Linked DNA regions of Mus musculus: region 1 is linked to region 2. Evidence: chromatin loops called from intact Hi-C (ENCODE). Cell type or tissue: heart. All regions are shown on one strand. Links, peaks and the distances in the headings refer to the core of each region. The heading gives the core; the rest is flanking DNA.

Region 1 (5,373 bases), core at 136-5,135, 57 kb after region 2:
ACCCATAAAACAGAGGTTAAAAGCTATTAAAGGAGACCTGGACCCCAGCCTTATTGATCTCTTCACTCCTTTGCCCCCGTTCCTTCCATCCCTAACTTTCCAACCCCAGATAATCTAGTTGGGAGATGACACATGAGGAGGAGTCCCGAGACTCTGGGGGCGCCTGTTGAGGTATAGAACATGGCCCTGGGTAGACAGAACATGTGCATTTTCTTGGTTCGACTTGCAAAGCCCTTGCTTGGCACAAGAGGTGCTTTGAGTTGCCAAAAGCCAGGAGGGCATTTCCCTATTTGCTGAGCCTGATGCTCATGTACATAGATGGCTACTCTTTGAAGTTGGTCTGCTTTATTTACAATTGTGCCCTAGTCATGAGCCAGCAGGGACTTTGGGAGTAGGATGTTCTGGGAAGACTTCCTGTCAGGTTTTTCCCAGCCCTCTGGAATGCCTCTGAGATTCACTTCGTATCTCTGAGGGTGGTCTGATGTGCCCAAAGGGACTTGGCCTTTATCCTCCAAAGGATTCCCAGCAACCAGCAACCTCAAAAATAAACCAGGGCTTAGCAAGACCTCACTCAAACAGTGACTGATTTTACTTTAAAAAACACAACTCTGGCCTGGTTTCTTCATGTTACTCATGAAGATTTATTTTGCTTCTTACTTTTCAAATTATATTGTCAGTGTACACAACTAACCTCGTGTTTATTTTGGAAACTCTGCGAAATGGGGTAGGGCAGTAAGATTCCTTTATCTGAGGGGAAATAGCAAAACTAATACTTTAACGGGAAAGGTGAGTATATGGCTATTGTAGTGAAGCAAGCGAATATATCTGTAATCTCACACCCACTGTGTCTGTCATGCAGAGTTCTAAAATGAAAGCATCTTTGATTTATTTATTTATTTATTATTTGGTTAAATATGCTGCATGAGGCCGAATTTAATCAAGCACTGATAATAAGACCGAAAGTGGGGGTGATAACTTCCAATATTTGGAGCTCTCTATTCCCTGGGTTTTGTCTGACAGTTCGCTTTTTGTTTATAAGAGAATTGACAACCCCATTTTGTTGCTGCGGTTTTTAAATAAAATGTAATCTTTTGCAGAAAGTTTAACATATAGAACAAAAACATTGAGTCTGGCAAAATAGACTGAGAACACCAATGGCGGCACCCTGTCAAATGTCTTGAGCAGCCTTATAATTACTGTCACCTTCCTTTGTGGAACACTCACTGGGAGCACTGGGAGAGGCTAGGCATACTGTGGCTCTGTTGGAAATAATCACCAAGCCAGCTGGCTGCTACGAGAGAGATATCTGGTCTCTTACTAGAGGTTTAGGATCCAGGTGGCAACAGTTTAATGAATGGCAGCTTTTCCAACTCAAAATAAAGCACAGTAAATGTTTCTTAAGGGATTGGTGCCTGTAGAAATGCGCACCCATGCACATACACACACACACACACACAGAGTTCACACACACACACTCACACACAGAGTTCACACATACACACACACACACACACACACACACACACACACACACAGAGTTCCACAACCTGATGTTTATTTCCTTTTCTGGTGACTCTTTCTGGGGAGAAATGTTGAACTCGTTTTAATGGCATTACTGAGGTCAAACGAATGCATTAATATCTGAACGTGCTCCATGCTTACAATTGGATAATTGTTGCGGGGGGTGGGGGTGGGGCATCATTTCTTCATTTCCCTCCACTGCTAAACAATAATTGTCATAATCGGTTGTCAGAAACCAACCAACGCCTTTAGTTTAACGTCCTAGGAAAAGATTTCTTTCCCTCTGACAAAAGGGCAATGTCACTGGTGGTTCGGAAAGCAGGAGTAGAGGAAATGGGAGAGTTCCTTCCTCTCCTGTCTCCTTCCCAAGCCTGCTGGCAGTCCTTGCCCTTCCTCTGTGCCCGGAGGCTCCTCCCACCCACCTTGCGACTCACGCGCTTCCAACTGTATACCTTCTATGGCCCTCTTTTTTTAATTCACAGACACCCGTTGTATCTCACCCAATCCCAGGCATTAATTTCTAGCTGGTAAATTCTAAATTAAAACACGGGTTTTACGCATCAAGGTTAAATGCGTACGAAGAAGAATGCCCCCTGATTATGCCGCTGGCATAGAGCTCAGTTGGTTGAGGACGCTGAGAATCAGCTAATTTCACAAAAGCCGACCCGCAGACCTATTTTTACCGTCATTTGCTTGAGCTAGGTATTCCGTTTGAAGGCCACATTGAAATCAAAGTGTTTTCCCAGGCTCTTGGAGTGCCCGGGTCAAGAACGCTGACAATCTGCTGTCAGAGAGACAGCCTGTCAGCATTGCCCCCTGTCACACGGCCCAGTTGTCACTCCAATAAGAACAAGCAGGCAACCTGCTGCCTTGTGACAAGCACTGGGACTCAGAGACAGAGCCAAGTGCTATGAATGAAACCCCGGGAAAGGTCATTTTATGCCAGAAGAAATATGGCGTCGCCTGCAGCATGTTCATAATTTTGAATTAAAAAGTAGGTTAACTGTAAACCCAAGGACAGTTACTGAGGACCCATGTGGGTTTTTTTTTTCCTTTCAATTTTTCTCTTTCTTTTTTATTTTTTCCTTTTTTCTTTTTTCTCTCTTCTTTCCTTTTTCTTTCTTTTCTTTTCTTTTCTTTTCTTTCCTGTGTGTGTGTGTGTGTGTGTGTGTGTGTGTTTGTTGGGGTTGTGGTGATATTCAAGACATGGTTTCTCTGTGTACTCTGTGTAGTCCTGGATGTCCTGGAACTCCATTTGTAGACCAGGCTGGCCTCAAATCCATAGAAATCTGCCTTCCTCTGTCTCCCAAGTGCTGGGACTAAAGGTCTGCGCTACCACACACCCAGCTTCCACCTCCCTTGTATAATCTCTGAGTTTTGAACTCTTCTCTAGCTTGAACACTTCAGTCAAAAGATGGAGGAAATGTGTCATTTGGGGCTATTGATGTCCTAGATGGGAGGGTGTTTTTTCCCCTTTTTTCCCTCCCCCCTCCTTTTTTTTCCCTTCTTTCTTTTCTTCTCCCCTCCTTCTTTCCTTCCTTCCTTCCTTCCTCCCTCCCTCCCTTCCCTCCTTCCCTCCCTCTTTCTTTCCTTCCTTCCTTCCTCCCTCCCTCCCTTCCCTCCTTCCCTCCCTCTTTCTTTCTTTCTTTCTTTCTTTCTTTCTTTCTTTCTTTCTTTCTTTCTTTCTTTCCTTCCTTCCTTCCTCCCTCCCTCCCTCCCCTCCCTCCCTCCCTCCCTCTTTCTTTCTTTCTTTCTTTCCTCCCTCCCTCCCTCCCTCCCTCCCTCCCTCCCTCCCTTCCTCCCTTCCTTCCTTTTTTCCTTCCAATTAAAGACAGGGTCTCACTATGTAGCCCAGCTGGCCTCAAACTCACAGGGATTGTCCTGCCTCTGGCTCCTGGGGCCATATCCTCTACTACCCAGGTAAAGAAAGTGTTGTCAGTGATGTGATTTAGTGCTATGCAAATGCCTTTCCTCTCCTTCTTCACAAGAGCAGCAAGTACCATATGGCCATCTCTCAGTTGCCCTTAGAGCTTTGAGGCTCTGCAACTCATTTTGGTCAAAAGATGGAGCTGAGTGGGGAGAGTGTTTTTCTAACTTTCGGAGGACTCTGAGTTAAATCCCCATCACCAAATCAAACACAAACACCAAGAAAGACTTGTTGCAGGCACTATTTCCCCTGACACTGGAAAAGCAAAGGATGCTGGTCGGCTCCTTCCTCGAGTAACAGAGCAACCAGTCAACGTCAAGACTTCAGGGTGACTAACAACATCAAAATAGTCCATAAATAGTTTACAAGTCGTAAATTCCAAATGGCTTTTAAAATCCAGCTTCCAAATTAATTGTTGTTAATGAAAAGAATTTCAAGAATGTAATATAAAAAATTAAAAAATCACATTTAAAGTATATCTATTTGCCAGGTCCTACGGGTGCACACCTTTAGTCCCACCAACTGGGAGCAGGGGTAGGTAGAGCTCTAAGTTCAAGGCCAGCCTGGTCTACAGAATGAGTTCTAGGCAGCCACGGCTACACAGAGAAACCCTGACTTGAAAAATAATAACTAACTAAACAGATAAAATATGTCTATTTTTAAAATATATATACTTTCGGTTTCTTTTGTGAATTTGTCCCACTGCTGTTTAAGGTCTTTGTTCACCCTGGTAGATAGCATTTGGAAGGGCTAAAAATCACTACAAAAACTATAAAATTAGATAGATGGTTTTCAATATCTGTAAAGGCCTTCAGGACTTTATGAAATTAAAAACAAATATCTATACTCTGAAGGAACAAAGTGTGACCAATCTTTATCTGGACGCTGATAAGACAACAATCGGGTCTATACGCTTCAAGTGATTATGTGTAAGAACACTGCCCTTCAGGGCCAGTGGCGCGCTCAGGGAGTAGACGCTCTTACCTTGCAAGCCTAGCGACCAGAGCTCGACCCCTAAAATGCCTATAAAGGTAGAGGAAGAGACCCAACACTGGGAAGTGATTCTCGGTCCCCCAACCCGACATTAATTAATGTTTTTAAAACCTCGCCTTCAATTTGCATACATTGCCCCTCCAGCCTTACAGAGTTGTGCAGTGGGAAACCCAGAACTCCGTTCTAGCTCTAGCTCTTCTCCTGGCTTTGACTTTAACTGCTGCCCTGGGTGGAGAGCCCGTACCTCTGTGCTCCCTTCGCTTCTCTGTGAAGGGGGGTGGGCTGCAAGGGGCTTTGTCTGTCTTCCAGAATGTCATTTTGGTTCTCACTTCAAATTCACCATTTATGCCGGTCAAGGAGAGGCATAAATACAAACCAGGGCCCAGCTGTGGAATCATGAGTCTCAGACCACCCCATAGCTGCCTGGCACCAGTCACAGGCACCGGGGACTTCATGTAAACCTCTGGCGATAGTTACAATGTCTCCATTCTAAGCCTGTATGCTGCAAGAAGAAACACCTTCATTCTCCTGGCTGCAAACACAGCTTGGATAGTAATATCCACCTCACCAGTCTCCTTTGCTGTCTGAATCCAAGAGTGAGTCACTGAAGAGCCATTCCCTCTAGCAAGTTTTGAAACTGCACCACAGGAAATTACACAGGACCTGCACCTCTGCTACAAAATAGGTCTCTGTTTTGTAATGAATGTTTAGAGGGCTAGGACCAACCCGCAAAGCAGGGTGCTCAAACCTCTGAAGAAGCCAGCTGTCTTCTTGGTGCTGTCCCAAGATCTAAGATGTAAACCGCACACCGTAAAGCTGGCCTGCCTGTCTTTCTGGGCCACAAAAATTACTGGGGGAAGAAAAGATGGAACAATATCTCACTCAACACACACATACACACACACACATAATACACACACAACACACACACA
Region 2 (5,373 bases), core at 310-5,309:
ACCCAAAAAGCCAAAAGGCAATCAGGGGAGTAGGTAAGCTGATGGTAATGGGAGATGATTATCAACTTTTTGCTCATATAATGCTATCGTGGTTGACTTTGAAGAATCATCATCATTCAGGTGGCATATAACCTTTATAGATAAAAATAATATAATATACTGGGTCCATTTACAATAATTGGTGTGAAGCAGAAACTGTAGATGAAACAAGATTGGACATAAACTAAGGGTTAGACAGGAAGTTTATGAATCTATTCCCTGTGGTTTTGTGTGTATTGGAATTTTTCCATACTAGAGTAAATAAAATTAAACTAAAAATTAAAAAATTAAATCCCCCCCCCTCCAAAAAAAAAAAAAAAAAGGTGATGGTAGAAAACGAAAAAGCCTTATATTGAAAAACACATAAAGCTAGGTAGAACTGAAAGTCTAGCAAACATCAAAGACATTAAAGTTGCAGTGACAAAGTCGAATGACCTTTTATCTAGCAGCACTCGGAGAGAAGCTTTGATGTGGCAGTGTAAAAGTCACACTGGAGGAAACAGGAGACTCTGGAAGGATATGACAGAGGAGGTGAAAGGGCTCAGGGTGTTAACTGGAGAAAAACTGAACCTGTAGATCATGTCCCTGCCTACACAAGACAGAAAAGTCGGGGTCAGGGGAACCACGGAAGTTGATGATAGACATGGGGAAAAGGAAATGAAGTCTCAGAGGAAATACATGACCAAAAAAGTAAGAACAAGAAATCTGTAAGGAGCCAGACGATGGTGGTGCACGCCTTTAATCCCAGCATTTGGGAGGCAGAGGCAGGCGGATTTCTGAGTTCAAGGCCAGCCTGGTCTACAGAGTGAGTTCCAGGACAGCCAGGGCTACACAGAGAAACCCTGTCTCAGAAAAAAACTAAAAACAAAAAAAACAAAAAAACCCACATCCGTGAGGATGAGAAGCTGGGGTTGGCAAGCCCTTCTCTGGAGCCGAAGACTTCAATTCTACATGATGGCAAGGTCAGGTAGAGCCGTCGGTTGCCAGAGTTGCCTGCTGGTAATCGTTACCCAAGACATCAAAAGGAATCAAGAAAGGCATGGAGGTTGAATACATGATGGCTCAGCAGTTAGGAGTGTGCATTGCTCTTCCAGAGGAGCTTGGTTCAATTCCCAGCTCACATGTCAGGTGGCTGAGCTGCCTGTAACTACAGCTACTGGGGATGCAATACCTCTAGACTCCATGAGTACCCACAAACATCTCACACACACACACACACACACACATGTGCACATGAACACACACAGGCAGGCACACACTCACGCACATTGGCTGCTCAGAAGTCTCTAGAGCAAAACTGAATTTTGGAGCATGGAGTGGGATCCTCTAGCTGGGACAGATATCGTTGTTGTTGTTGTTCTTTGTTGTTTTGTTTATTTGACAAATCGTCCACCATTAAGCAAACGGTATACCCTATCTACCTACATGAGTTTTTCAACTTAAAAAGTTATCGGGGACAAAAATTTAAGTTGAAGAAACAAATTTAGAAAGGCCGGAAAGGGAACCCTAAAAAACAAAGAAAACAGACTAACTTACAACACGAGTAAACATTTAATTAACGATCATCTCCGATATCAAGAGAGTTTATCACTGGAAAGGGCTTTAAGCCTTAGTAAACCTCCCAGACCTTAGCATAACTGACTCCATGATAGAAGTACTATTCAGGCCCTAAAACTCAGCATGTAGACACCACCTCCTGCCAAAAATGAAAATAAAGACCCAGTCCACCAAAGTCTATAGTTCTGGGAATGTCTCTAAATGAACTAACCTTGCTTTTTTTGTTTCTGTAGTTCCATTTTTATCTAACTGTTCTTATTACTGAAATATGTCAACCCAGGAAATGATGGATTTTGTGCTTAAAATCTCACCCCAAGAAGGCTCACTGCTACCCTGAGATCTGGAATACCCCGTGTAGACACAGACCAACTAAAACTTTCTATTGGCTCAAACTGAAGTCTGAGCAATCTTCTCTGGCGAATACCTCACACCCTTTACATTGCCTAATTTTTCTTGTCACCATCCTAGAGCTCTGAGATTCCCATTTACATATGGAATAGTGAAGGGAATTTCCCCTCTGCCATTCAAGGATTGGCTGGAATACACTGGCAAAGACCAATTAGCTAGAGAGAAGACACACATGTAATACAATTAACCCCTGGCCCAATAGGACGTAGAAACTCCAAAATGATACCTCTGTTCTATTGGGGAAGAACAGAAACTGTGGACACTTTTTCAATGAACAGTAAATGATTTTGGGGGACGTTAGGGGGTTTGTAGGAACGTGTTGAAATGAGACTGGGCCTGCCTACTAGCAGGGAAGTATAAATCTCTTTGGCATATTGAGCAAGACTAAAAATAGAAGAGGACTGTGTGTGTCAGAGTCTATGCAGGTGTGTTGACAGACGGCCTCTCTTCCAGTGATTTGTGTTAATGGAAGCTCAGGGAGGGTCTAGTGGGAATAGCTTTCTTCCTTAGGGGGGTGGGACTTGGAGAAGAGATAGCTTCGGCGACACCTGCTGCTGAATTCTTTCGCTCAAATTAATGGGCAGACAAGGGCGTCCAGGTCAAGGTGCTGGTCTCTTGATCCGTGGTAGGTCAGGTAGCAGCTAAGAAGCTAACATAGAGACCATATTGCTGATAAGAAAAGTAGCCAGGGCTGGTTGACACTGGGTCACCTTCATCTAACTTTGGCTCAATAACGCTTTACTACACCCTGTAAGGGAAACCAGATTGTGTGAACCAGCCCCACCCTGACACGCCTGGAAGCTGTAGGTACAGCCACACTGGCAGAGGCTCTGAGACATGAGGAGTTAGAAATGGGTGGGTGGGTGGGTGGGTATCTCCATTATTAGTCACACAACGTCGATGTTCAGAGGGGAGAGGAAGCTGGGATATGAGAGGCCTCTGTTACAGAAATTCCTCCCAGGGATCTGTTAGGCCAAGGTTTATCAAAGACCTGGAATAAAAGGGAAGGCGTCCAGAGTCAAAGTCCTTGAGTAACAATTTCCTTGTGAATGAGAGGCTGGTATGTAAATAAGGGCTTTGCATAAGCCAGACATTCTTTCAAGTCCAGTTTATCTACAGGGTGAGTCATTTCCTCTCTAAAGCAAGAATTAAACCCATAATCATTACACAGCACATACCTTCCTCCCCAGCCTGCCTAAAGATAGCCAGCAAGCGAGGCTCTGCCTCTGACAGGACAGCCTTGCCCTTTCTCAGCGGGAGAACGGCATGGAGATCCACAGGCAGGTCAAGAGCTAGAGATTGGAAGGAAGTTTCAGGTACGGTTGGTGTGAGCTATAGCAAGAACCTCAGGGCAGGTTTGTATCTTCCTACGGAACCTGAACCGCACTGCTGGAGAAACAAGAACTAGAAACCTTTGGAGAAAGGTGATTTCCAGAGACCAGGAAATGGAAGAAACAACAAGCCAAAGGCTCGTCTACAGAGGAGGGCTTCGCCCAGGGACTTGACCTTTCAGACTCAACAATACAGTACTATTTGGGGATCAGTGTGCCAGTACACACACACACACACACACACACACACACACACGCTCGTGCCTCCAGTTCTTCCTCCCAATATCTTTTGGACATTTTGCCAGGACCCCACACCCACTCACAAGGCTTGATTGACTTTTCAGGAGCTAAAGATTCAATGTGTAGAGTGACATGGGGGAGGGGAAAAGTAAGCAAGCAGAAACGGAAGCCTTCGCTTTCCCCTGGGAGCCTCCACAGTCCCGCTGCATCCACCCTTCCACACTATAGATGACCTTATGTCCAAGGGATGGGCGTTTGCATCACCAAGGTTTAAGGGAGTGAAACCAGGTTTGCCACTTGCAGCAAGGAGGGAGAGCACTGGGCTTGATTCCCCTCTGACACATTCCCTCATCCCATGTATTCAGACAGGACCTCGTTATGTCACTGAGGCTGTACTTGAACTCAAGATCCTAAAGAGTCAGCCTCCCCAAAACTGCAAATACCACTGTGTGCCACTATATCCAGCTTGCAGTTTCTTGAACAATGAACGAAGGAGCTTCCACTGGGGAAATACATACACGCTAATAGATAGAAGGATCCATCATTGTTAGCATCAGAACCATCCACAGACAGACAGAAGCTGTTTACATCCTAGGTGACAAGACCCTCCCGTGACTGTTGCCATGGCAACCATCGCATACCCCCTGTGTACGCATTACCTGTATCACCTGTGTGACCTAGGTCAAGGCCTTGATAAAAGACACGAACCCTGACCCATAGCTTGCTCTCACCCGCCCTCACTTATTTCCTTCCTCTTTCAATAAATACCTCCCCTGTGAGAACTGGGCGGGCTTAGTGTGATCTGTCCAGGAATACACCGCTTTTCATCTAAGAGTTATCACATTTGAAGTGAGCACATTCCTGAGCAAAACCAATTTAGGGTACTAATCATACATATAGCCACCTCTACGTTGCCCTCCCAAAAGCCCCATACAAACAGCCCCTGTACAGAGATTTCAGCACAGGGAGCCTAGGTGTCTTCTCTAGGTCAGCTAAGAGGACTGCGGGAGAGGTGACTTGAAACTGGCGGTCTCTTGTTAAGTTTGTCCAAAGAGCCTTTACTCAAATAAAAAGAAAACGTTAGTGCTGGAGATAGACCACAGTTGATAGTTTTTCCCTCATATGCTCAAGAGTGTGGTTTGAACAACAAAACTGCATAAAATCAGCAGTGCTGGCCCGGGCCTGTCATCTACAGCACTCAGCAGATAGAAACCGGAGGGTCAAAAGTTCAAGGACATCCCCAACTACCCAAGGAGTCTGAAGCCAACGTGGGCTGCAAGAGATCTTGCCTGTCAAAGGGGAAGGGGGAGAAACAACCAGGATAGAGGGAAGGCGGGATGAGGAAGCACAGGAAGAATGCACTGCCAGTCTTTTATAGGGCTGACAGCTTTTCTTCATTTGCATATAGAGCTCTGGCCTTAAGGGTTCCTTCCCTTGCCTCCAGCTTCCTGCTAGGTCTTGCTCAGCATTGCTTGCTATGCAGGAAGCTTACAGAAACAAGCAAAGGCAGTGCTTTATCCATCCTCCAGGAGCTGTGGTCCTGCAGAAGAGACCGGCAAGGGGACTGGGGATTCCAGCAAAGGGCTAGTGCTGTAACCGAAGGGTGGGGAGTGGGGGGTAGGGGGGTCAGCAACAGGTTGATGTTCCAAATGGAAGGGGCCTGCGGGCTAGTCTTCCTGAGGAACTAAAGTCCAGGGTTAGCACCACAGGGTGGGAATGAAAGGACTGAGGACAAAGAAGGAAAAGAAGTCACTTTGACTCAAGAGAGAGGAAGCAGAAATTCTTCAACCCTTCTCCT

The links. Peaks named below come from ENCODE experiments on the same cell type or tissue, not always from the same donor. Only the 100,000 strongest peaks of a DNase experiment are listed, where the experiment ranks them.
Region 1: it touches region 2 in a loop (3-fold over the local background); 3 of 42 quality-filtered maps call a loop at or near these places.

The regions. Positions count from the first base shown.
Region 1 is chr10:111,516,742-111,522,114 of GRCm38, reverse strand. No RefSeq gene overlaps it. Among named protein-coding and RNA genes, the nearest start is that of Phlda1, 13 kb to the right of the region's middle. In heart, for the core only: no CTCF peak of the experiment used is centred there; DNase peaks (open chromatin) are centred at 1,934 and 2,344; H3K4me3 peaks cover 666 bases; H3K27ac peaks cover 3,126 bases.
Region 2 is chr10:111,573,912-111,579,284 of GRCm38, reverse strand. No RefSeq gene overlaps it. Among named protein-coding and RNA genes, the nearest start is that of Gm30193, 2.8 kb to the right of the region's middle. In heart, for the core only: no CTCF peak of the experiment used is centred there; DNase peaks (open chromatin) are centred at 2,804 and 3,184; H3K27ac peaks cover 3,817 bases.